Regions from separate parts of the Mus musculus genome. Here all the other regions are linked to region 1. Evidence: chromatin loops called from intact Hi-C (ENCODE). Cell type or tissue: left cerebral cortex. All regions are shown on one strand.

What was found. Hi-C counts contacts between places; a loop is a spot of excess contacts. Peaks named below come from ENCODE experiments on the same cell type or tissue, not always from the same donor. Only the 100,000 strongest peaks of a DNase experiment are listed, where the experiment ranks them.
Region 2: it touches region 1 in a loop (3-fold over the local background); 15 of 42 quality-filtered maps call a loop at or near these places.
Region 3: a loop joins it to region 1, with 5 times the contacts of the local background. A loop is called at or near these places in 18 of 42 quality-filtered maps.

The regions. Positions count from the first base shown.
Region 1 is chr6:56,920,038-56,928,037 of GRCm38, forward strand. It overlaps Nt5c3 (5'-nucleotidase, cytosolic III), which reads right to left and starts at 3,895. Exons shown (of 9, transcript NM_026004.3): 1 at 3,635-3,895. The coding sequence starts at 3,772. It also overlaps a transcript of Vmn1r4 not described here. In left cerebral cortex, no CTCF peak of the experiment used is centred here; a DNase peak (open chromatin) is centred at 4,048; H3K4me3 peaks cover 1,942 bases; H3K27ac peaks cover 1,753 bases.
Region 2 is chr6:56,795,919-56,803,918 of GRCm38, forward strand. Kbtbd2 (kelch repeat and BTB (POZ) domain containing 2) reads right to left here and starts at 1,895. Exons shown (of 4, transcript NM_001362210.1): 1 at 1,541-1,895. It overlaps Gm10209, which reads left to right. Exons shown (of 2, transcript XM_030255710.1): 2 at 1,329-2,508. The coding sequence ends at 2,126. In left cerebral cortex, a CTCF peak has its summit at 4,487; DNase peaks (open chromatin) are centred at 968, 1,853 and 2,252; H3K4me3 peaks cover 2,775 bases; H3K27ac peaks cover 2,601 bases.
Region 3 is chr6:57,532,497-57,540,496 of GRCm38, forward strand. Ppm1k (protein phosphatase 1K (PP2C domain containing)) reads right to left here and starts at 2,991. Exons shown (of 7, transcript NM_175523.5): 1 at 2,784-2,991. In left cerebral cortex, a CTCF peak has its summit at 3,204; DNase peaks (open chromatin) are centred at 1,987, 2,260, 2,694, 3,104 and 2 more places; H3K4me3 peaks cover 3,219 bases; H3K27ac peaks cover 2,672 bases.

The sequences.
Region 1 (8,000 bases):
CTTTTAGATCACTAGTAGTACAGTTCTAAAGAGAGGCTTTAGGCAGGATGTGACACATGAGCTGTGATCTGTACAACCTCTGTGCCAGGTAATACTGCACACACTAAGTCCTAGCTAACTGAGAAGATAGGGTTGGAGGGTCAGTTCAGTCCAGGGGGCTGAGCCTGGTATAAGCAATAGAACAAGATCCTGTTGCAAACCAAAACAATCCAAACACGGAGTCTAGCCTTGCTCACTCTTGACACAGCATGTCCTGGGCAGCCAGGATTTTATTTTCAGCTGGAAAACATTTATGAACTCAATGAGAATGTGGAAAAGACATAGACCCAATCAACAGAGCTCTCTGGTCAGATGGGATCAATATTAGCAACAGATAAAGTAGTACTGAACTATGACTCCAAATAAATATCTATGAGCCCGTACTGATATGTAAATAAGGGAGGATAGACAAGCTTCCAGAACAGAATAATCCCAAACAGTTCTTGTAGTCACTTTAACCACAAGCACTGAACTGTAACTCCGTACTGTAAAGGCAAACTTCTTCCGCTAACTTCATTCCAAAGGGCACAGGATGGAGGAGGAGACAGAAAATAACTGACCGTGGAGAATGCTGACAAATATTCTTCAAGCAGAGCTTACAAATTAGAGGTTAGGATGACAGCGTGCACCCTTGCTGTGTGATGAAAGTAACACTTCACACTAGTCATCCTCCGAGAAACTCTAGACGATCGTGAGAAAAGCTCCTGATAAACGCAACCAAGGCCATTCTACAAAATACCAAAACTTCAAACAAGTGAAGTTTGAGAACATGCCCAGTGAAGACAAGATAAGGAGGCTGGGGTGTGAGTCTCGGGTAGAACACTTGTGAAGAGGCCCTGGGTTTAATCTCTGGACCAGAGTGGGGTAAGATAAGGAGCTGCACAGTACTCAGAAGTACTGTGAAGGCCACAACAAGGAGCCAGGATGACTAAGTGTGTTGTGATACCCAAGAGAAACTCCTGGGACATAAGTAAACGTGAAGGAAATCTGAAAAGGGTGGCAGTGCATTTAATAATGTATCAATACAAATGAGTCACACAAGATATTAATGACAAGGGAAACTGGTGTGTGATATATGAGAGCACTCGTTCATACTACGGTAAATCCATATTGTTCTAAAATAAAACTCTTAGAGAAAGGGTTTGATTATGACAAATTAATCAGTAATCTTAAGAGACTGTAGATGCGATAAAGAGAAATCTGGAGCTGATTGTGGTGGCACATGGCTGCCATCCTAACACAGGAAGGATGGCGAATTCAAGGCATGGACACAGGATTCAGAAAGATGTAGCTATTCCTGGATACTTTGTGGGCTCTTCTCTTTTTCACCCTTCTCCATCCTTTTTCTTCTACCCTTACTCCCTAACATCAGATAAGAGAGAAAAAAAGGATAGAGAGGAAAGGAAAGAGATCCCAGAATGAAGTCAGGGGCCAGAAGGGGGACAAGTTATCCTTAGACTGCATCCTGTTGATTAGGGGTGTTGAGTTCCTAGGGGCAAGTTTGATCTTCACCATCAGGATATCTAATTTCTTCTTCTCGCCAAATATTTAACAAACAGCGACCCACAGCAACCAACAGCCAATCAACAACAACCTAACAACAACCCACCCTGCCTCTCTGGGCCTTCACATTTATATACCCTCTGAAAAGTCCCCAGAATTCCAGAAGTCACTCCATCACAGAAACAATCTGCAGCTGAAAAAAGCGCACCCCTACTAGAGCCTGCGGCAAACCACAGTCAGCTGCCGTGGACACTCTGAACCAGACCCATAGCTCACACTTGGGTTTACAATGAAAACATATTTTTATAGTATTTCTATGTTTTTTAAAGAAGCCAGAACTCCAGATTTCTCACTACAGAAAGACCTTGCCTTAAAAGGGGATGGGCTAGGAGGGCACTGACGAAGCAGGTATGGTTGTCTAGCAGGTGTAAAGCCCTGGGGTCTATACCAGTATAGACCATGTGTGTAAGTACGGGTAGACGTTAAAACAGATTCAGGGAGTACACACCAGGATAATTAAATTGTAAAGTGCCAGCCAACTTCACTAAATGGCTTGTCTTATCTCTCTGAATACTTCTAGTGTACCTTTTGATTGGTTTTCTCTGGGAATCTAGTTTGCCACATTACTGGACATTTCCACTATGGCATGCATAGCTCACTAGCAAATCCCTAATGCCTTTCAATTAAAAATGTCCTGATGGCCAGGGTAACTCAGGAATGTAATCTTGCACTGAGATGGCTGAGGCAAGAGAAACACCATCACCCAGAACGCAACTGGTGTCATTTTTTCCTAGCCTACCTTGGTTAGGTAGTTATATACCATCTGTGATCAGAACAGCAATGTTCAGTGGGTATCCTTGGGTTTGTACACATTCTATGAAGGAAGAGGGTGGAGACAGGTACAGAGGACTCCCCAAACATGACTTATAAAGAGAGAGAACAAGGGCCGGAATATATATTTCAGGTCATCCAAATATTTCTCCCATCTAAAGGAACAATCAGCTAAAACTATAAAAGTAAAAATATTAAACTCTTTTACATCTTCTACTGAAAAACTATTAGGGGGTCTGACGCATAGTTTAAAACAATGCATATAAAGACTGACTTGTACAGTACAAACAAAAAATATTTGGCATTATTGGTCCCTTAGTACTTTATACAATGAAAGTAAAACTCTTCCTTAAGATTTCGTGGAAAAATCAGCCCACTGTTTAAGTACATAGAGAAAGACAGCGAAATCAGCTTTTTCCCACTGATGGAAAATTATAAAATTTGAGTATGGAACAAAATAAAGCCATGTAAATTCGCTAGACAGGGAGGGAGGCAAAACTTCTCACACAAAATGTTTGCAACCAGAGGTATATAAAGAAAATAACCCAGGAATAAAGGAATTCACTTAAAATATTAGTTTCAATAGAAATAGTTTCTCAACTTTATATTTTAGTTCTGGATGCTCACTTGTACTCCAGTAAGTAAGTCACACTCACCATGCATGCTCAAGTCAGATGGAACAACAGTAACATCAAAACAACCCTAAATGAAACAGACATTCTGGGATCAACAAATCGCCTTAAAACAAACCTCAAATGGAATTCTTGAGACAAACAATTTAAACGAGACTGCAATTAACTCTTAAAAGTACATTTCTAGGATTTAGGAAAGAGTTTTGGGGGACTGACACATGAATACTTCTTGGAACATAAAACAAGGAAGAACATTCAAATAATCGAGCTGTTTCAATATTGGCATTTCTAAAAAAACACTGAAAATGCTCTTTTCATAACGTAAGCCAAGGCAGCCCCGATGATGTAAAACAAACAAACAAACCAACCAACCAACCAACCAACCAACCGACTCCTGGACAAGAGACTATCGGATTAGCTGCACGTCTTGGAGGCGGTTGCCAACTGGAGATTAGCTCTGGAGAAACGGGTTTTGCAGCAAGAGGTAGTTATCTCCGAGCATCTATTCTCTCCACTCTTTGAAACAAACGCTGTCAAGCATCAGCACGCGTGCAGGCTGCCCTCGCAGGGCCGCGGCCGGCCCACGCCACTTGGGCTGCTCGCGCGCGAGCCGATGCTCCCGCACTCACCATTTCGATGATCTTGGTCTTGCGGCCCGTTTTTCTCTTCAAGGTGAATATGTACTGGGCCAGCACCACGCCTGCTACCACCGCGCACACACTGGCGCTCGCCACCGCGCCCACTCGCGCCACGGCCGCGCGGTCCATTGACAGGCCCGCGTGCTCTCGGCGCGGAAGCCCGGGATCCGCGGGTACGAGCCCAGGGGCGCGGCCGCAAGCCGCACACTTCCCCGGAGCCCCGCCCCGCGCGGGGGAAACCGAGGAGGCCCCGCCCAGAAGAGGTGAGGGGCGGGGACGACGGGGCGGAGACTAAGAGGTCCGCGTCCGGAATCCCGCCCTTATAGTGGGGGCGGGACTTCCTCTGACCCTGACTTCAGGAAACGCCGCAAGGACCCGGAAGGAAACAACTGTAATTAGCTACTAAATGCAAGTAGTGCATCTGTAACCCAGAATCCTGGTGACCCGGATGCTATGCTGTGCCTATAGTCCACAGTAAGATCGCACCAGAAACATCGAGAAAACAAAGTCTTGCCCCAGTGTGAGAAAATTCACCCGCCACCCACTCAGAAACTGTGCCTCGTCCTAGCCTTCATGGACTACGACACCCAGCAGGCTCAGCGGCGCTGCGTCTGACCTGCGCAGTAGCATCCTGGGTTGGAAGGCCTAGATATAGTCGTTTTTGGGAGATCTGTCAGCTGTTGGGCTTTTCAGTCACAGTCTACCTACAACTTTAGCTTACTTTCCTTAGGAGCGTGTGCAGAGAAACTTAACGTTGTTCTCTCTTGCTTAGTATATTTCAAGGGATTCATGTAGTTTACTCTGCTTCTCGCTGAGTGGGTGGGGTGTGATGAGGTGCAAGAGAGAATCTCAGGAGAGTCGCCCCCGATTCTGTGAGGTTTGGGCTGCTGCTTGGCGAGACTGTCTCTCTCTGCCTGATATATGCAACCGAAGGAAGTTAAGAATGAAAAGCCGTGGGAGAGAAAGAATTATTTTTCTGTTTTAGGTTTTTATTAGCTGGTCTAAAGCAAATTGACATAGACATTATCTTGAGTAGAACAATTCATTGTGCAAACAGAAGTTCCACAGAAATATGAGACTCAAGCTGGTCATGATGGAGCATGCTTCTGATTCCTGCATGTAGGATCCTCAGGCAGGAGGATTGCTCGGAGTACAGTGGCTGATTAACCAGGGCCATGGGTCAAAGCCTTAACGAAATGGCCAAAAATTGAGGCTGAAATATACCACCTAAATTACTGAAAGGAATATGTATTATATTTGACATTCTTGAGCAAGTTGGAGTCTGCAGGAGGGGAAATGTATGGTGACTAAAGGTTGCCTTGTGCAGATGAAAATCTTTCCAGGGGATAAAGGTGTGAGCTCAGCGATAGGGTGCCTATTACCAACCCTCAAGTTCAACAATTCTGTTTGGAGAAGCTCTTGACCTGATACATTTACTAATGACAATCTCAACAATCTCTGTCTCTGTCTCTCTCTGTTTCTGTCTCTCTCTCTCTGTTTAAATGTGTATTTCTTCTACACTAGAGATGTTTAAAATTATAAGGAATTTGTATTAATTTTCTGTGGCTGTGATAAAACACCATGACCAAGACCCCTTATAGAAGAAAGAAAGAATTTACAAGAATCCATAATGGTGGGGTCAGCATGGCAGCAGGTGGCAGCAGGCTGCTGGCATGGTAACAGAGGTACATCTTTCATCTCAACTATAAGCACAAAGTACAGAGAGCAAACGAAGTGGGACAGTCTTCAAACCCTTAAAGCAAAGCTCCAGAGACATGCTTCCTCGAAGAAGGCTGCACCTCTAAAGCTCCTGAAACAGCACCACCAACTGGAGATCATATGCTCAAATGTATGAGCCTAGGGGGGGCATTCTCACACAAACGACTATCGAATTTAAGGGAAATTCTTCAAAGAGCTTTCCCTGCTTTGAATAGTTCTCAGCATCTTTCAGATCAAAATAATTGTTGTACCAAAGTAGCCTGTTTCCCTATGGCATAGTCTGATCTCCTTTAATCATACTTTGAGGTGATATGGCTTGATTGTCATCATAATTAAAGCTAAGGATTGTTTTTCTCTGTGTCATATGTTCTCTGTCCTATCCCTGGGGCCCTTGCAAAGCACTCTAAAAATGTACCTATATATCTATATCTATAGCTTTCCTATGGGGTTGCCCTCCTCTTCAGCTTCTTCTAGCCTTTCTCTAATTCAACCACAGGAGTTTCAGACTTCAGTGCAATGTTTGGGTGTAAGTATCTGCATCTGTCTTGGTCAGCTGCTGGTTGGGCTTCTCAGAGGACAGCTATGCACACCATAGCATCAGTTATAGTGTCAGGTCTTGGAGCCTCCCCTTGAGATGGATCCCAATTTGGGCCAGTCACTGGACCTCCTTTCTACCTTTATCTCTGTAGTTCTTTTAGATAGTAATAATTCTGGGTCAGAGCTTTTGACTGTGGGATGGCAACAACATCCCTTCATCTCTCCATTTCCTCATTGTTGGGTATTTCATCTAAGGTCCCTCTCTTTGAGTTCTGAGAGACTATCATCTCCCAGGTCTCTGGTACATTCCAAAGGGTCCTCCCACCTCCTACCTCCCAAGGTTGACTGTTTCCTTTCATTCTGTTGACCCTCAGGGCTTCATTTCTGTTCCCTCCAGTACTGATCATATTCTTTTTCCCCTCCTCGCCTCTCCCACCCAGTTCCTTCCCATGATTGCTTTCTTTTTCCTCCCAAGTGGGTTTGAAGCATCCTCACTTGGGCCCTTCAGCTTGTTAACCTTTTTGAGTTCTGTGGATTGTATCCTTGGTATGTAGTACTTTTTGGGCTAATATCCACTTATTAGTGACTACATACCATGCATGTGCTTTTGGGTCTGAGTTACCTTACTCAGGATGATATTTTCTAGTTCTATTCATTTGCCTGCAAAACTCAGGATGTTCTTAATAGCTTAATAGTATTCCATTGTGTAAATGAACCACATTTTCTGTATCCATTCTCCTGTTGTGGGACATCTGGGTTGTTTCCAGCTTCTGGCTATCAGAAATAAGGCTGCTATAAACAGCGGAACACATGCTCTTGTGGCATGGTGGGGCATCTTTTAGGTATATGCCCAGGATTGCTATATCTGTTTCCAATTTTCTGAGAAACCTCTAGATTGATTTCTGAGCTCCGTAGTAACCTCCTGTTTTCATCTCTAATTGTATTGATCTGGGTCTTTTCTCTTTTATTTGGTTAGTATGAATAGGGGTTGTTAAATTTGTTTATAGTGCAAAAGAATACATTTGTCTATGTATCATTAATTTCTGCCCTAATCTTTGTTATTCTTTTTGCTCTCTACCACTTTTAGGGTTTTTGCTTGCACTTGATTTTCAAGGATTTTAAGGTACATGACTATATTACTTGAGAGCTTTTTTATTTTATTATTTTATTTATTATTGCTATAAACTTTCCTCATAGAGCTAATTTCATATCCCAAGTATTTTGACAAGTAGTGGTTTAATTTTTATGGGATTCAAGAAACTTTTAGATGTCCTCCATGATTTCTTCAAAGACACACTGGACATTCAACAATGTGTAATTCTGACTCCATACATTTGCTTAGTTTCTGTAGTTGTTTTCAAGTGATTTCTGGTTTTATTGTGCAATTACATCATCAAATACAAGAGATTACTTTGAATCTTTGACAATTTTACCTTATGACCCATTACCTATTTACCTTATGACCTATATAATGTGTTCTACTTTAGATATGATTCCAGTAGCTACTAACAAGAATATGTATTCTGTATATATGTTGGATGTGAAATTCTGTATATATCCATCATGTCCACTTGATCTATGGTATAATTTAACCCCGATTTCTCCATTAATTTTTGCTTGTTGAATGACCCATATAGGGATTAGTATATGGTATTGAAATTATCCAGTATTATGATATCAGGACCTATCATAACCTTCAAAACCATTAGTTTTAAAATGAAATTATGTCTCGATATTGATGTATTTATTTACAACTGTTATTATTCTTGATGAACTGCTTTTTAAAACTTAATATGTAGTAGCCTTGTGGGGTGGTTTGAGTGGAAAAAATCTTCCACAGGCACCTGTATTTTAACATTTGGTCCCCAGTTGGTGTACTGTTTGGGGAAGTTGTGGAACCTTTTGGAGGTTCAGCCTTATTGGAGGAAGTGTGTAACTGGCCATAATTCCATTCATGCTCTCTACTTCATGTTTGCAGTTGAGAAGATGATCTCTCAGTTTCCTGAGGCTACCAGGCCTGCTGATTGCTGCCATGTCTCCCTGCCATGAGGACTCTTATTCTACTGGAACCATAATCAAGTATAAACTCTTCTTTCTTTAA
Region 2 (8,000 bases), 120 kb before region 1:
AGGTATCTTTTGGCTTTCAAGACTGCAGTCAATAGGGCACGGCATGCTAGTAGTAGTTTGCAAACCCCAGGCTGAAGCAGGACTTTAAGGCAAGCCTGCGTTACACTATTAACACAGTCTACCTCAAGAGACAAATCAGGTTTCTAGGAACTTAAACATCTAAATCACTCAAGGCATAGAAACTTAAGAAATGCTAACTATTTCTGCTATCTAATAAAGAAAACTCTACTGTGGCCTCACTAATAACTACTACGACTCCTATTATTTCTGTCACCTCCTTACAGTATTTGTAAAGTTAGCATATTTTACAGCACTGTACTTATGGAAATAAAATAGAGAATAATTACAGTACTTATCTGAAGAGAGGAAATAAGTGTGGAAACACACGGATTACATACAAAGAATGCTCAACGGAAAAGCCGTAGTTGCCAAGAATTATATACCCTCTCTTAAGATTTCTGGCCCTGATCTAAAGGAACCTAGAAAAGCGTTAAACCAACAAAAGAGCAAAGCAGAAAGGCATAACCTTATCAGACAGACGAAACGAACAGCAACGTTTCACATCACAGAGGCTGGGAAAAACAACTGACTTGGCTTTTCAAATGGATCTTAGATTACAAATAAAAGCTTCATCCACAGTCTGACTAGACGAAGTCATTCTCACCTGCAAAAGATCTGGTCTATATTACTCAAATCTGGGGAAGAATTCACAACTCCAAAGAAATGAAGAAACTAAAATAAACTGTATTAACTCACAGGAAGAAAATATAATTTCAGTCAGAGCACACCGCTGATAGGGCCGTTCCTCAGTGTCTGCTCAGTGAGCCAGACTTACAGATTCATGTATAAACAACACGTGACCAGCACTGTCTTTTTTTTCCCCCCTCGTTTTCACAAAGCTGATATAGCTGTTCACAAAGCAAAGTCTTTCAAGTTTACTATCTTAATTCCTTGCTTAACTTAAAGAGAGGCCACCAAAGAAATTCTAGAGATCTACAGCCCGGAGAATACGCATCCCTTTTCCTTTAGGTAGCTATAAAAAAAAGGAATCTTAAGAGCTACTAGGCCAGGCGCTTGGCGGGGCGGGAAGTGGGGGAGAGCACACGACAGCAGCGCCCAGTCGGCCGACTTAGCGTCCAGTTCCAACCCATGATTTCCGTCTAAAGCAAACAGGTTTCAAAGTGCAGCTTCCCCTTCCCACAGCAGAGCACAAGCAGGCCGAGGACAACAGGACCCCGGCTAACCTGGCTAACTCTTGGTTACTGCCGATGTGCCAAGAAAAAGAATTATAATAATACTTTTTTTTTTTTTAAAAAAAAAAAAAAAAGGGCAAGGACGCGGTCGCCCTTCTCCGGCGGCCGCGACACGAGCCGGGCAAAACAGCTCTCCCTCAGAAAGGACGCCGCCCCGAGCCCCGCAGCTCGCGCAAGGCCGCGCCGGAAACACCGCGCGCTCGGCGGAAGCGCCCCAGTTTGAAAGCCGCCGCCGCCGCCCCGGGCCACAAAGGCCGCCCGCCAGCCTCGCGCCCGGCCGGGCTCACCTCGTCCCCGGTCGCCCAGCTCACCGCGCCGCTCCGCCGGGCTGCACTCACGCGGCCGCACGCACGGCGGGGGCGTGGCGCTGCGGGGATCCGGGCCGCTCGCTTCCGCCCCCGCTTCCGCTTCCTCGCGCCTCCTGGGCTGGGCCGTCACGGCCTGCCGCCCGCGCCAGTGCCCGCGCCCGCTCCAGCAGCGGCTCTGCGGGCTCCCGGGTGCCCGCGGCTGGACCCCGCCTTCATCTGGCTCACCGCGCCCTTTTCCTCTGCCCCACCGGAAAGCCAAAACAATCGGAGCCGCGCAGGCGCGGGAAGGAAACGGAAAGCAGGAAGGGCGGAGGCGGCGCGAGGTGACGCTGGCGTCTGGGTCCGGGCTTCCCGGGCTGCTAAGGCGCGTGCGCGTAGCAGAGCGGGGTCGCGCCGGCCACCCATCCTCAGGGATGGCCTAGAAAAATCAGTTCCCAAAGTTCTATTCAGCGGCACTTGGACTTCTGTGCAGCCGCAGTTGTTCGTGTTTGAGGTGTCCACCCGAGATACAGACATTTGCAGGCTGGGCCAGAGTGGGGGCCAGCACTGCACCCCGGGAAGCTGAAGTTAGGGGAGGAGGACATTGGACCGTTTGCTATATGGGCTGCTTTCCTTAGTTCCAGCCTCCATCGCTTTCAGAAGTTCCGCTTGCTAAGGCCTTGGAAGTATTGGCACCATCGAGATAACCCGCAGTTTGGAAGCGAATGGGTGCAGAGGACGGTCTCCACAAATGATGCCTCCAGCCAGTTTTTACTGCAATGCAGCAGACACCCTCCATGCCCCAGATTTCAAAGCAAAGCCTTGAAGTAGCAAGTGCCTGTGGTCTGCGAGACTTGTTGGCAAGCAAAAATGTTATAGATTTGCCTAAAGATACATGTAACGAAAACGAAACAAAAAACGTTCAGAATTGCCTACTTCCTAACTTCAACTGTTAGAACAAGTCCAGTTTTGAAAATAAGAATGGCCACATATAAAGCATTAGGCAAAGAGACAGACACCTCTAATCCCAGATGGCAGGAGGCTAGAGAAAGGATATCAGGAATTCCCGGCTGTCCTTCGCTAAATAGTGAGTTCAAATTTTAACAGGAGCACATGAACGACACCAGACTATTTAAAAGTGCTGGTTTGGTAGAGGGGGTTAACAGGCCCTCAGAATGCATTACAGAGCATTACAATGCAATGCATCTATCTTGCTTCCCTGTAAGGATACAAAGAAAATCTTGTCTGCTCTCAAATACAATGTATCTATCCACTCCATTTTGCTGTCTTGTAATAATACAAAGAAAATATAGTTAACCGTGCTGGTATACAATGTATCTATCCACTCTAATTTTGCTTCCCTGAAATAATACAAAGAAAATCTAGTTGACCGACGTCGTTGTGAACACCTAGCACATAGCACAAGGAACTTCTTTGTAGTTAATGGGACTGCTCTTCATCTTGACTGCGTGAATATGGAATTCCTAGGTCACGACCCAATAACGATAAAGTTTACAAAGTTTAATCTGGGCATAGTGGCATAGGCCTGTAATCTCAGTATGCCAGAGTTAGGTAGGCAGATTTCTATAAATTCAAGGACAGCCTGGTCTAAATAGCAAGTTACTTGTTATAAGCCAGCCAGTAAGTGAGTCCCTGCCAAAAAAAAAAAAAAAAAAACCAAAACAAAAGAAAAAAAAAGAAAAAAGAAAGTAGCGTTTATATAAAAGATGATGTAGTCCAAATAAGGTTTTTAGTCTATTTAATTGCTTTTGCTAATACCAGCTTCATAGTTTTGATAATATACTATAGTTATCTAAGATGGGAAGTCACTAGAGGGGTTTTCAAAGAACATTCTACTTTTGTTACTTTTTATGCTATGTGTGTGTGTGTGTGTGTGTGTGTGTGTGTGTGTGTGTGTGAGTATGTGTGTGTGCGTGTATGTGAGTGTGTGTGTCTATGTGATTCTTGAGAGGTCAGTGTTCATGCCACCACACTTGTGTGGCAGTCAGAGGACCACTTTGCAGATTTCCTTCCACCCTTGTGTGGCTTCCAGAGATGGCACTCAAGGTTGCCAGGCTTGGAGAGCAGGCTTCTTTGCCTGCTGAGCCATCATGGGCTCATATTTTTTATACTTTTTATGAATCTGTAATAAAAAAAATCTCCAAAATGTGGGGCTAGAGACATGATTCTAAAGTTAAGACCACTAAATTCCAGAGGACCTGGGTTCAATTCACAGCATCCACATTGTTGGGGGCCACAAAAGTCCTTATATTTCAAATAAGCACCAGGGAAACCAGGAATGTTAAACATACAGGGTATTTCCACAATGGAGGAAGTAAAATACTTGCATCCTATCCAAAAACCTGAGAGTGGGTGTTGTTAACATGTGGTAACCTTTTGCTCTCTGTAGAGGTAGAATTCACCTAAATCCCTCAGAATAATTATTCCAGACTCTTCACCCCTAAACCTTTTATCTTTAGCTCCTAATTAATAGACCCATCATTAGGGGAGGTAGCCTGTTGACCTCTATTCTATCTTGATCTGAGATGACACCAGGATTGTATTATACCAAAAAAACTTCTCTCCCAAATTATACTGTATTTAAATATTCTTCACGTGGTACACAGATATGCATGCAAGCAAAACATCTATGCCACAGACCGGGCTCAGTGGGCCCTCCTTAATCCGTGCAAATCAGAGTCTCGGACAGATGGGCATAGAGTCTGTGAGTGACAAACAGAAGCGACACAAGAGAGTGTGAAGACTCTGAGTGTAATTTGTCAAATCGAGCATCAAACTTTTTATACAGAAGAGTAACAAGAAACCAGGCGAACACATCCACTAAGTTACAGTGACACAATACAAAAGGAATGTATACATCAAAAGATGGCACGGACCAGGCCGTGTTTACCACTAAGAAGGGAGCCAGGTGTAATGCTAGTCTATTGTTAAGCCTACCACTAGGGGTTCTTAGTAAATGCCTGATTTATGCTGTTTCTTTGAGCCACATGAAGAAACCTGTCTTGGGGGATTCCCTCACTCTTCATGGTAAACCTACCTATTCACTAGGCCATTGTGTATTTCCTTGTTTGGGTGAGACTGGCTACTGTCCCAAGTAATCACTCTGCAGACTAGCCCTGAGCTATTCTAGCTCCGTTCTTTGCAATGCATAATTAGTTTTCCCGTCTCTGCTAGAAGTAAATTTGAATGTTACTGAATAGGTAACCTTCTCACTGAATTCCTACTGAATTCCAAACTGGTGGGCTTCAAGGATTTTCTGGAACACTGATGGAGGCTCACCTATGTTAAAATTCAATCTTTAAAGGCACTTATAATAAAATAATACTGAAAGAGAGCATACACCATACTAACGTGGGGATAACGTATGAGTATATGGGTTATGGGAATGCCAAGGTTCCAGGAGGCATAGTTTCCTTGAAACTCTTTGCCTCATGAGTGCTTCCAGGCCTCTAGGCTTCACTGGAGTGGATGTAGCACATCTATACATATAAAATTACATTTACATTTTTTCAAGTTCTCAAAAGTGAACATCATGCATTCAAAAAATATTTTATACCCTGGAAACCAGAAAAAAAAGTCTCATAGGGGAATGGATGTGTCGGGGGGAAAGATCCAAATACTGTGAGTCAAGTTCTATAGAAGCAATATGCACAGGGTGCTCTGAAGGTGCAGAGGAATAAGTCGGTTATAGTATGTGTATGTTGGCTCATACCTGTAATCACAGTCTTTGGGAGGCTGCAGCAAGAAAACTGTCCCAAATTCAAGGTTCTATTGAGTTCTAAGCAACCCTGGGCTACAGTGTACTATTCTCAAAGGGGGATGGGGGGGCGTTCAAGTAGATTGGGGCTTGCTTCTCTCCTGTCTCCTCTGGAGGGTAGCAGGAATATAGTTTGAGCCTAGAAGCTTGAAGTTTGGCTGGGCAACATAGAACCTATATAGCAGGAATCAAGGCACACATATGGCTTTGCTTCAGCCACAGGGGCTTGCTCTGAGTACTGTGGAGCACTTAGGCTGGCCTTAAACTTTGAATCCAGTTGGCTTAGGCTCCCAAGTGCTGGAGTTTCAGACTTGTGCCATCAATCCAGTTCACAGATACTGGAGTGAGTCTGGCAGCTTTGATCTTGCTTGTTTTCATTTGCACTTGTTACCCTTTTGTTGTCTCTAACATGATTTTGCAATGTAAATTCTATTACAGCAGAAACCACCATTTTGGGTTTGACTTTCCAGTTTTGTATAGTACTGTCTAGAGCAGTGGGCTCTTAACAGGTGGGTTGTTGCTGTCTTTGGTGGGGTGTTAAATGACCCTTTCACCTAAAACCACCAGAAAACAGATTTTTTTTTTTTTTTTTGCATTGCAATTCATAAGAATAGAAAAGTTACAGTTATGCAGTAGTAATGAAAATAATTTTATGGCTGGCGGTCATCACAACATGAGGAACTGTATTAAAGGGTCACAGCATTAGGAAGGTTAACCACTGGTCTAGATGCTAGTAAATATTTATTGAGTGGATAAGGTCTTTGTTTATTATGAGAATGACAACATTTCAAGACAAGATAGATTTAGATCATGAAATGGTTTAAAATCTATACCTTATGATTATATAAGAACACTGTATAACAACATAAAAAACAATTATATTATTAATGTAATGCTAATAGTGCGTAGCATGTGGTAAATGACTTTTTAAAAAATTTAATTTAATTTTTTTATTAATCATTCCATTCATTTACATCTCAAATAATATCCCCCTTCACAGTTACCCCTTTCTATATCTGCCCTCTCCCCCTTCCCCTTTGCCTCTATGAGGGTGCTCCCCCATCCTTCTACCCACCCACTCCCACTTCACCACTCCAGCATCCTTCTACTCTGGATGATGAGCTAGAGACTTAGGGATCTAGGAATGCAAGTGGAAGGCTTATTTCTCTGAGCTTTAATTGCCAGCTTCCTCAACATTAAGCAGTGATCTTAGGCTTCCAGCAATGGCTGGCAAAACCAGATATGCATGCTGATGTTACAGCATCTAGATAAGCCTTAGGTGTTGGGACCCTCTGGTTCTTGTATTACAGCTCTCTCCCTGGGTTGTAGGGACTCTTGGCATTTAAAGAATGAAAAGTTCTTGTCTTTAGCCCTTCACAGCCTCTGCAGCCTATGTTCCCCATTCTGTGGCAGCTTGCTTCTTGAACACTGCCACAAACCTGCCACTGTTGCCTTCTTGGCTGCTCCTATTTTACTCCCATTTCTCCCTATCTCCTCCTCTTCATATTACCAGCTCAAGATGATCTAATAATAAATATCAAACGTAGACGAGAAAAGACCATTCCTGGGGGGTTGGAGAGATAGACGAATGGGTAAGAGCACTCGCTCTTCAAAGAAGAGGACCTGAGTTTGAATCCTCAAATAAAAAGTCAGGCACACTCCTGTATTTCCAGCACTGAGAGGCAGAAATAGGTGGATCCTGAGAGCTTGCTGGCCAGCTACTCTAGCAAAAAACCACTGAGAACTGCTGGCTCAGTGAGAGACTCTGCCTTGAGGCAGTAGGAGAGTAACGGAGGAAGATATGAAGATTCCTGGTGTCCTACTCTGCATGAACATGAACCTGCGCACACACTCACACATGGCATACACACAACATCACACACACACACACATACAACTTCAACAGAGGCTTTTAAATCTTTATTTTTATTTTTTAAAATTATATGTATGTGGGTATGTACACATACAAGCAGGTGCCTGAGGAAGCAAATCACCTTGAATTGGCTGGAGGTAGGCGTATAGGTAATTGGGAGCCACCTGATGCAGGTACTAGTAACTAAACTTGGGTCCTCTGGAAGAGTTGTATGAAGGACAACATTTAATCCGGCTGGATTACTGGTTCTGAGGTTTGGTCCATTGTCATCAAGGCAGAAACATAGCATCCAGGTACAGGAGGAGCTGAGAGTGCTGCACCTTGTTCCAAAGGCAAACAGGAGAAGCCTATCTTCCATGCAGGTGGGAGGAGGGTCTTAAAGCCCACCTCTACAGTGACATACTTTCTCCAACAAGGCCATCCCCAATAGTGCCATTCCCCGGGCCAACAATATTCAAACACATGAGTCTATGGGGGCCAAACCTATCCAACCCACTACAAAAGTCAATGACAATTCAAAGCCAACCTGGGCTACATAGCAAGATTCAGTGTGAAAACAAAACCAACACCTGAAACATTAACAATGCTTTTACAGTATTTAATAGTGTTTAACAATGAGTCAAAACCGTTGGAGAAAGTTATGTCATTTTCTCTGTCTTAGTTCTACTGTGGAATACACACCGAAAATCATTTAAAGCACTGACCTGAGCACATTTTTGTAAACCAATATTCATAACAGCATTAGTCACAACTGCCGAAAGGTGGAAACATGTCAACTCACAGGTGGATGTGGGAACAAAAGGAGTTAT
Region 3 (8,000 bases), 610 kb after region 1:
ACCAATCTAAAATATATTGGTAATTGTATATAAAAGGAAAAATGGTAATCTTGCCCGAACTATTTCAAATTCTTTCTTATTTCTCAACCAAAACAAAATGTATCACAACTTAACCACATCAGTCTTTTTTTTTAATTTATTTATTATTATAAATAAGTACATTATTGCTGTCTTCAGACACAGCAGAAGAGGGGGTCAGATCTCATTATAGGTGGTTGTGGGCCACCATGTGGTTGCTGAGATTTGAATTCAGGACCTTTAGAAGAGCAGTCAGTGCTCTGACCCACTGAGCCATCTCGCCAACCCCACATCAGTCTTTAAAAATATGTTTGTGTATGTCCAAAAGTAAAAACGCATTCTAGGGGCTGGAGAGATGGCTCAGCGATTAAGAGCACTGACAGCAGTCTTGAGTTCAAATCCTAGCAACCACAAGGTGGCTCACAAACATCTGTGACACCCTTTTCTGTTGTGTCTGAAGAGAGGGACCTTGTACTCACATACATAAAATAAATAAATCTTTTAAAAATATGCATTCTAGATTATGTTCTCTATTATAAATTTCTGAAAATACGCCTTTTCCACCATTTCCTCCTGATTTGTGTGACTATGTCTTTCTCCCCATCTTCCTCCTCAACCTGATACTTTAAAACTGACAAGTTAAGAAGTAAAGAAATAAATAGAATTGCAATGTTAGAACAATGTTATTGCCATATAAGTAATTCCATTTAGCAGAAATTTCAGCCCCAAAAGTTTAAGAAGCTGTGAGATCATCTTCAAGACAGTACTGTGAAACCCACTTTTCCAGAACAACAACTTCAGGCCAAAGGAGTTTGATTCCCAACACTTAGGAGATGGAGGCAGGAGGATCAGGAGTTAATGCCCAGTCTGGACTACTTAACACCCAGTCTCAACTCATGGGCCTTGTGAAGTTTGCCAGTCACCATTTGATTTCATAGCACAAGGACCCACACATGCAGATGCAAGACTACTGCACCAACTTTCCTTTTCATATTTCTCAGATGTTTTACTTGCTCAGCAGTTTAACCCCTGAGCTTTTTCAATTTCATTTTTGGAAAAAGGAGTCCTATCTCGATAGCAGGTTTTGGCACTGGAATCTGAATGTCAAAAACTATTCAAAGGGGAAGTTTATTATTATCACTTTACACAAGAACTCGGCAGGATTAACTGACTGAGGGTTCTGGCAGTCAGCAGAGGGCTTGGAGTTTCCTCCCTCCAGGAAGCTGGTGAGGTAACTAGAAAGTGGCACTTTGGTATTTTTCCATAATGGAAACACAAGATAATTTTTGATATGTATGTATGCATACATACATGTATGTGAGCCCGGGGGAAGTGCAGGCCAGTGCAAGCAGGCAGAGGCCTTTAGTGGTCAAGCAACATCATCGGCCCGATTTTTAACACTCTTAAACTCCAAATTTCTTTACCACCATCAACAACAAAACCCCAGTGCACCCCAATAAACAACTAAAATCATCTGAAAACCTCAGAAATGTATTTTAGGAAATCCGCACTCTTGATGCCTTTATCGCCTTTTAGGAGGAAAGGAAATGTTAGTTTACTGGAGAAAAGAAAACAACAAAACGGTCAATAACTCCCTTCGGTTGTATGTGAGAGTCTGTTTTCATAGGCGAAGTGAGAATACAGTATTGAAAAGTAAGTGTTACTCAACTCTGTGAAGGGGGTGGGTTGATGTAGACAAGGAAAAAGAGACTCGGATTGCAAGAAAAACAATTATAAACAAGAGCCCATTATCCAAAGCTTCCTATTTTATGACATTTGTCATACAGTGTGGTGAGCTGGTTTCCAATTTCCACAAGTTCCAACACACACTAGAAGGGCAACACAGCCCCTTCCGCCAAGCCCTGCAGATCTCGATCTCAAGAGAGCCCCAGGTTTCCTCACCAGGGCACAGGTCCAGCAGAGGCTACATCTGCTCTGCCGGGTTGACATGCACATTGGGGGTTGGGGGCTTCGCAGTTTCTATTCCTGCAGCTCCTACAACGAAAACCGGTGGAGCTTTTGAGAGTCGAAATTTCCTAGCTATTTCTACCCAGAGCCTCAATCTTTGTCTCCTCCGGGTAAATTCTCTCATCTACAGAAAGCGTCTGCGAAAACCTGCGCCAGGAGCCACATGCCCCTAAGATACAGTGCTCTCCTAGCAAAGCAAAACACAAGCTCTCAGATCCAAACGACCAGGGCTCCGCAATCCTTCTCTACACCAGTCCCTTTGCAAGCCTGGGCTGGATAGAATCGTGGGCTGGTTTGCTGGCCTTGAACGAAGCTGGACGCGGCAGGACAACACTCTCCTGAGCTCTTGAGATCTGGCATCCCAAGTTCTTAGGCAGCTATGCCTGCTCTCGCGGGCAGGAGCGCACCAAAGGGTCTCGCTGCAGTGAATCAGGGTTCTGTTATCTTTGCTAGCTTTCTCATTCTCTCCCTGGGACCCCGCCCATCTTTCTATCCCTGCTTCCCTGGGGCTCACTATCAGCCCGAGGTCAAGTTCAAGGCCGACCAAGGCTGCTTTGGGGGAGCCGGATGCTCGGGCGCAGCCACCGTGGGCCTAGGCGAGAGCAGCTGCTTTCCACTTCCAGAAAAAGGGAGCACATCGAACCCAGAGAGATGCGCGTGGGACTCGGTCTCAGACAGAGTAAGCTGCAGGAACTCATTTCATATTTCTCTTTCGCCTTCCCGGGGACCTCCGGAGACCGCCAATGTCTCGTCAACAACCTAGGAGAATAAGCGAATTAAACTCCTTAGGCTCTTACCTTGTGATGGGTAGGTGTCTGTAAATTTCTTAATTGGCTAATGGAAGGAAGGGAAGGATTTCTTGGATGATAAACTAGACTGACTTCTCTGTTGATTATGATCTCCAGAACAAGCAATTAGGGAAGCCACAGTCTCTTCCACTCCTGGAAATTCTCGGAAAATAAAAAAAAATCAACCGCAGCTGGCCAAATGGAGACCCGGAGGAGTGTATTTCCGATGATTGACAGCAACACTAGCCAGTTGGTGCTCTGAAAGACTCTTTGCCCGCCCTCAATCTGAGCCAATTACAGATTTAGATAGGAACGAGCCTCCTGCACAGGCAATTTGACCTCTCAGATTGCCAATTAAACGCCGTAGAGCGACGTCAAAGTGGGCCAGTAGCTGTTCGACGTTGGCGCCCCGCCCTCCTGATGGGCCTGGCGGCCTCGAATCAGGCACCAGGGACCTTGCTTTTCGCCAGCCACTGGAGGAGGGAGTTTCACTTCTGCCAAAGTTATCTTAACTCTGACCCAAGAAATCGAGACTCGGACAGCCACGCTTTGCTTGAGTGTAGCACTTGTACGTCATCCAGTGTTCTTTGACAAATCACAAACCAATGTTCTTCGGACTGCATTAACAGGCATCTTGGGATGGCTCGCGACTATCCTGCATGCCAAAAAGATTTCCGTCTTTTGAAGGAAGCATTGCCTTGGATCTGGGGGTCCAAACTGATTCAAATAATCAGATAACTGCCTTTAGAACCTTCGGTCTAATAAGGAAGATGAGGAAGCAAGCCAACAAATAAACAGTAAAAGACAAATCACGTCTAAAGAGGGAACGGCTCAGGTGTGGCTGGAGAACACTGGGCAGCGGATTTTACCGCGCTGAATCTAGTCAAGGCAGGATGGATCTGAGCAGAAGACAATAGCAGATGCCTTTCAGGCTGTATCAGCACACTCCCGGGCAGGTTTCATGCACAGGAATACTGGTCAACACTAAATTGACTCCATGATTTTTTATGTGTGCGTGTTTTGGTTTTGTTTTGATACTTTTTAAGTCTTTTTAAAAATATTCATTTATTTATTTATTTATACACTGTACACTATAGCGGTCTTCAGACACTCCAGAAAATGGCATCAGATTTCATTACGGATGGTTGTGAGCCACCATGTGGTTGCTGGGGTTTGAACTCGGGACCTTTGGAAGAGCAGTCAGCGCTCTTAACCGCTGAGCCATCTCACCAGCTCCCCCCACCTCCACTTTTTAAGTCTTAATTGGGTTGTTTTTGTTTTGATTTTGGGTTTTTGTTTTTTTGTTTTGTTTTTTGTTTTTGGGTTTTTTTTTTGAGACAGAGAGAGAACATACATAAAGTTGAGTGAGTAGTACGGAAGTGGGGAGGATCTGAAAGGAATTGTGGAAGGGGAAAGAATTGCTCAAAATGCATGTATGGAATAAGTTTTAATTAAAAATATTCTTAAAATTAATAATTAAGTTGTGTTGCCTAGTTGCACCTCCTGGTCCAAGAGCATCTGGAGACCCAGTGCATTTAATAATAATATGTTTCGACAGTGATATTTGTGTTAGTGACTCACTAAATCTAACAATGGCTTATGTTGGATAGAGAATCAATTTTCATAAAGCTCTTGAAATTGTTACCGGATCCAGCATATAGACAGAAAAGTGTGCATATTGAGTGTGGCTCAAGAGATCTTCACAACATACAGCCTGACTTTATATCTAGCACCTGATCAAGAAACAATGTTTTTAGTCCCCAAGGGACCCTTCATCCTGCCGGGCATCCCATTACTGCTTCTGTCCAGGGGCAGCCTCCACGCTGACTTTTAACACAGTAGATTAATTTTGTCTTTACACTTGGTATGTATTAAACCATAACCTACACATACTTTTTGTTTGTTTGGCTTCTCTGGTTCAACAACGTATGTGTAAGATGTATTTTTTCATGTTGCTATCAGAACACATACTACTCTTCCAGAACGCTGTAGTTTGATTCCCAGTTCATGTGTAGGGCAGCTTATAACCTATAACTCTGGGGGTTCAATGCCTCTGGCCTCCAAGGACATCAGCCCTCTTAGGCACATACCTACACACTGACCACACCCATAGACATAATTAAAAATAATGAATCTTTTAAAAAAAAACAAAGAAAATTAATTACTATCATTTGTATTTGTAACTAAGGAAACTGGATAAAGAGACTGAAAAAGTGGGCTGAGGCACTTAGTTTGCAAGAGGTTGAACTGGGACTACTTGGCTATGTCTCTCTTCATAGCCAGGCTCTCCGCTTCTTTCTCATGAGAGGTAAGTGTGAAGACACTGAACTCATATTCACTATGCAGTACTGCCCAGAGCCTTTCTCTCTAGAGCATCTTTGATGTCTTTCCTACACGCACTGCAGAAACAGCACCACCTAATTCTGAAGCATTTACACACCCAGGCCTTTTCTTTTATAGACTTTCTGGTGAGATTTGTTGCCTGTTCTGTTTTTAGGACTGATGATGATTTTGTGCTATGTGAAGAGGTATAAATGTGGCCTTTGTCAGTCTGTGATCTCAGCAGATCTCTTTCTCTTGCAGATTGCTTTGGTATTTTTCAACAAGAAAAGGAGAGGGAGCGAGTTCCTGTGGTCCAGGGCACATCCATCCAGTCATAGTAGCTTGTAGACAGAGACTTTACTCTCCTAACGTACAAATCTTACTGGAGAATTTAGGAGGAGGAAGTGAGCGATAGGTCACTATGACCCTTATCTACAGTAACCTCACAGTATACTCTGCCTGCTCCTGGGCTCCATTGGGAAACAGCCTTCTGGCAAAAGGCTTTGTGTATCAGTCACTTCAAACAGGCTAAAGGTAACTTTACCTAATTCCATGTTACAAGCAGAATTGCAAAGCCATCCGTTTCTGGTTTTCATCTCCTTTTCTAAGGAAAGAGTTTGCCCGAAGGCAAATCTGATAGAACTCATCTCACAGGCATGGTTATATTCTACTCTAACTGAACCAAATTACTTATTTTCCCCATTTCAGAGCTGCAGGCTTCAGTAGGGCTCTCTCTCCTTGCTAAACACAGCAGAGCCGAATATTCCAGTGGTTTTCGGCCTTCCTAATACTGTGTGACCCTAAAATACAGTTCTTTGTGTTGTGTTGACCCCCCCAACAATAAAATTATTTTTGTTGCTACTTTATAACTCTAATTGTGCTACTGTTATGAGTCATAATGTAAATATCTGTGTTTTACGATGATCTTAGGTGGCCCCTGTGAAAGGCTCGTCCGACTCCCAAAGGGGTCACAACCCAAAGGCTGAGAACTGCTGCAAAGTGTAGTATTGCACACCTCTTTCCCTCTTTCTTTTCTCCTGCTATGGCTTTGATGGGATTATAATAACTTGGCTCCCGGGACAGGGTCAACAGGATGTGGGCCTAAGTGAGAGTGAACTGCTGTCTCTGTATAATAACATACATATTTTACATTCCTCCTTCAAGGAATGTCTTCCTTGTTAATGTTAATGATCCATGATAATCAGAGATAGCTCGAGTCCCTGAGGAGAAGGTGTGGCTGATGTCTCAGTAAAATGGTAAACACTGGGACCTTCAGGGCAGCCCTTAAGGCTACAGAAAAGAATTTTAAAACCACGGGTTCGAAAACATTTCTCAAAAATATAATGATGTAATTTGAATTATATGAAGGGCTTCACAAATCTAAAGAAACCAAAGCAGCTGCACTGTAAGCCAACTTGTCAGAAAGATACTAAGGAAGGAAGTCGGTTTAGAGAGGGATGATTCCAGGAGATCCCACCCAGCTAAGTTTTTTGCGTGCAAAGTCACACAGATTCCTGAGTTCAAGATTAGCCTGAAACAGAGGGAGTTCCGGTCCAGGCAGAGGAGTGGTAGAAATGGTAAATTCAAGGTGGGGACCCACCGGGTAGCTTATCATCTGTGTTTAACAGAGGAGGGCAGATCTCTAAATTTATTTACAATGTTAAAAAAAAAATGTGCTTGCTGTTGGAGGGATGCTGATTCATAGGATGATCAAAGGGGAACCTGGTGTAAATGACTGGATTGATATATAAAGACTGGGCTTGTGTGTGTGTGTGTGTGTGTGTGTGTGTGTGTGTGTGTGTGTTTAAGAAACGGGGGAGGGAAGGAGCAAGAGGGAGAGAGAGAGAGAGAGAGAGAGAGAGAGAGAGAGAGAGAGAGAGAGAGAGAGCTGGTTGTTTGGAGATTTCCAGAGAAAGCAGAACTGAGAGAGAGCAATCTCAAGCCTCTTGGACCATGCTTCGACCTGGAGTCATTTGTTTTCACGATTCCCAGACATCCCTTCTCTCAGAACCCCTCTCCAAGGCAAGGCTGGTCCTTGGCAGTCTCCTCCATTCTTTACATTCTATATTTTTTCCAGAGGCATAGACTGGTCAGAAACGTATGCTCTATATGATGTATTTTATGTAAGGGACAAAGCATAACAGAAAGCCAACTCTGGCTAAACTAATGTAAGATCTATAAGACTAAATATTAGCAGGAACATCTTTACAGTATTTAGCATCAATAACCATGTACAGAAAGGTAGAAGAAATGAGCTTTGGACACTGGACCGGGACTCAAATCCTCAGTTTCAAAAGGCCTACATCAAATCATTTACTTCTTACTCTGTCAAAAATCTCCTCATCTGGAAAATCAGGATAACACTGACTGTACCAAGAGCTATTGTGTGAAGTGTAAAAGTTGATACAACATAATAATAATTAATAATAAATGCATTACCATTGGGGCAAGGATGTTTACAAGAATAGTTAAAACACAAAGTGCTAATGAGTTCAGTTTTCATCTTTTTGAAAAGGGAATAGTACAATACTTAAAAGTCGGTCTGAGCAGGGCAGTGCTGGCGCACGCCTTTAGTCCCAGCACTCGGAAGGCAGAGGCAGGTGGATTTCTGAGTTCGAGGCCAGCCTGGTCTACAGAGTGAGTTCCTGGACAGCCAGGGCTACACAGAGAAACCCTGTCTTGGGAAAAAACAAACAAACAAACAAAAAAAGTCGGTCTGAAAGTTATGATACTATCTACGAACAGTACGATCTCAGGCAAGTGGCTTAACCTGTCTGTGCTTTGTCTGTTAAAATGAGGTTGACAGAATGAGGCCTCATAGGCCTGTAAGGGAAATATCAATTAAGGGAGAACCTTTGCTCAGTGCACAGTGGGAGTAAGCACTTGCAACAGTTAGAATCATGG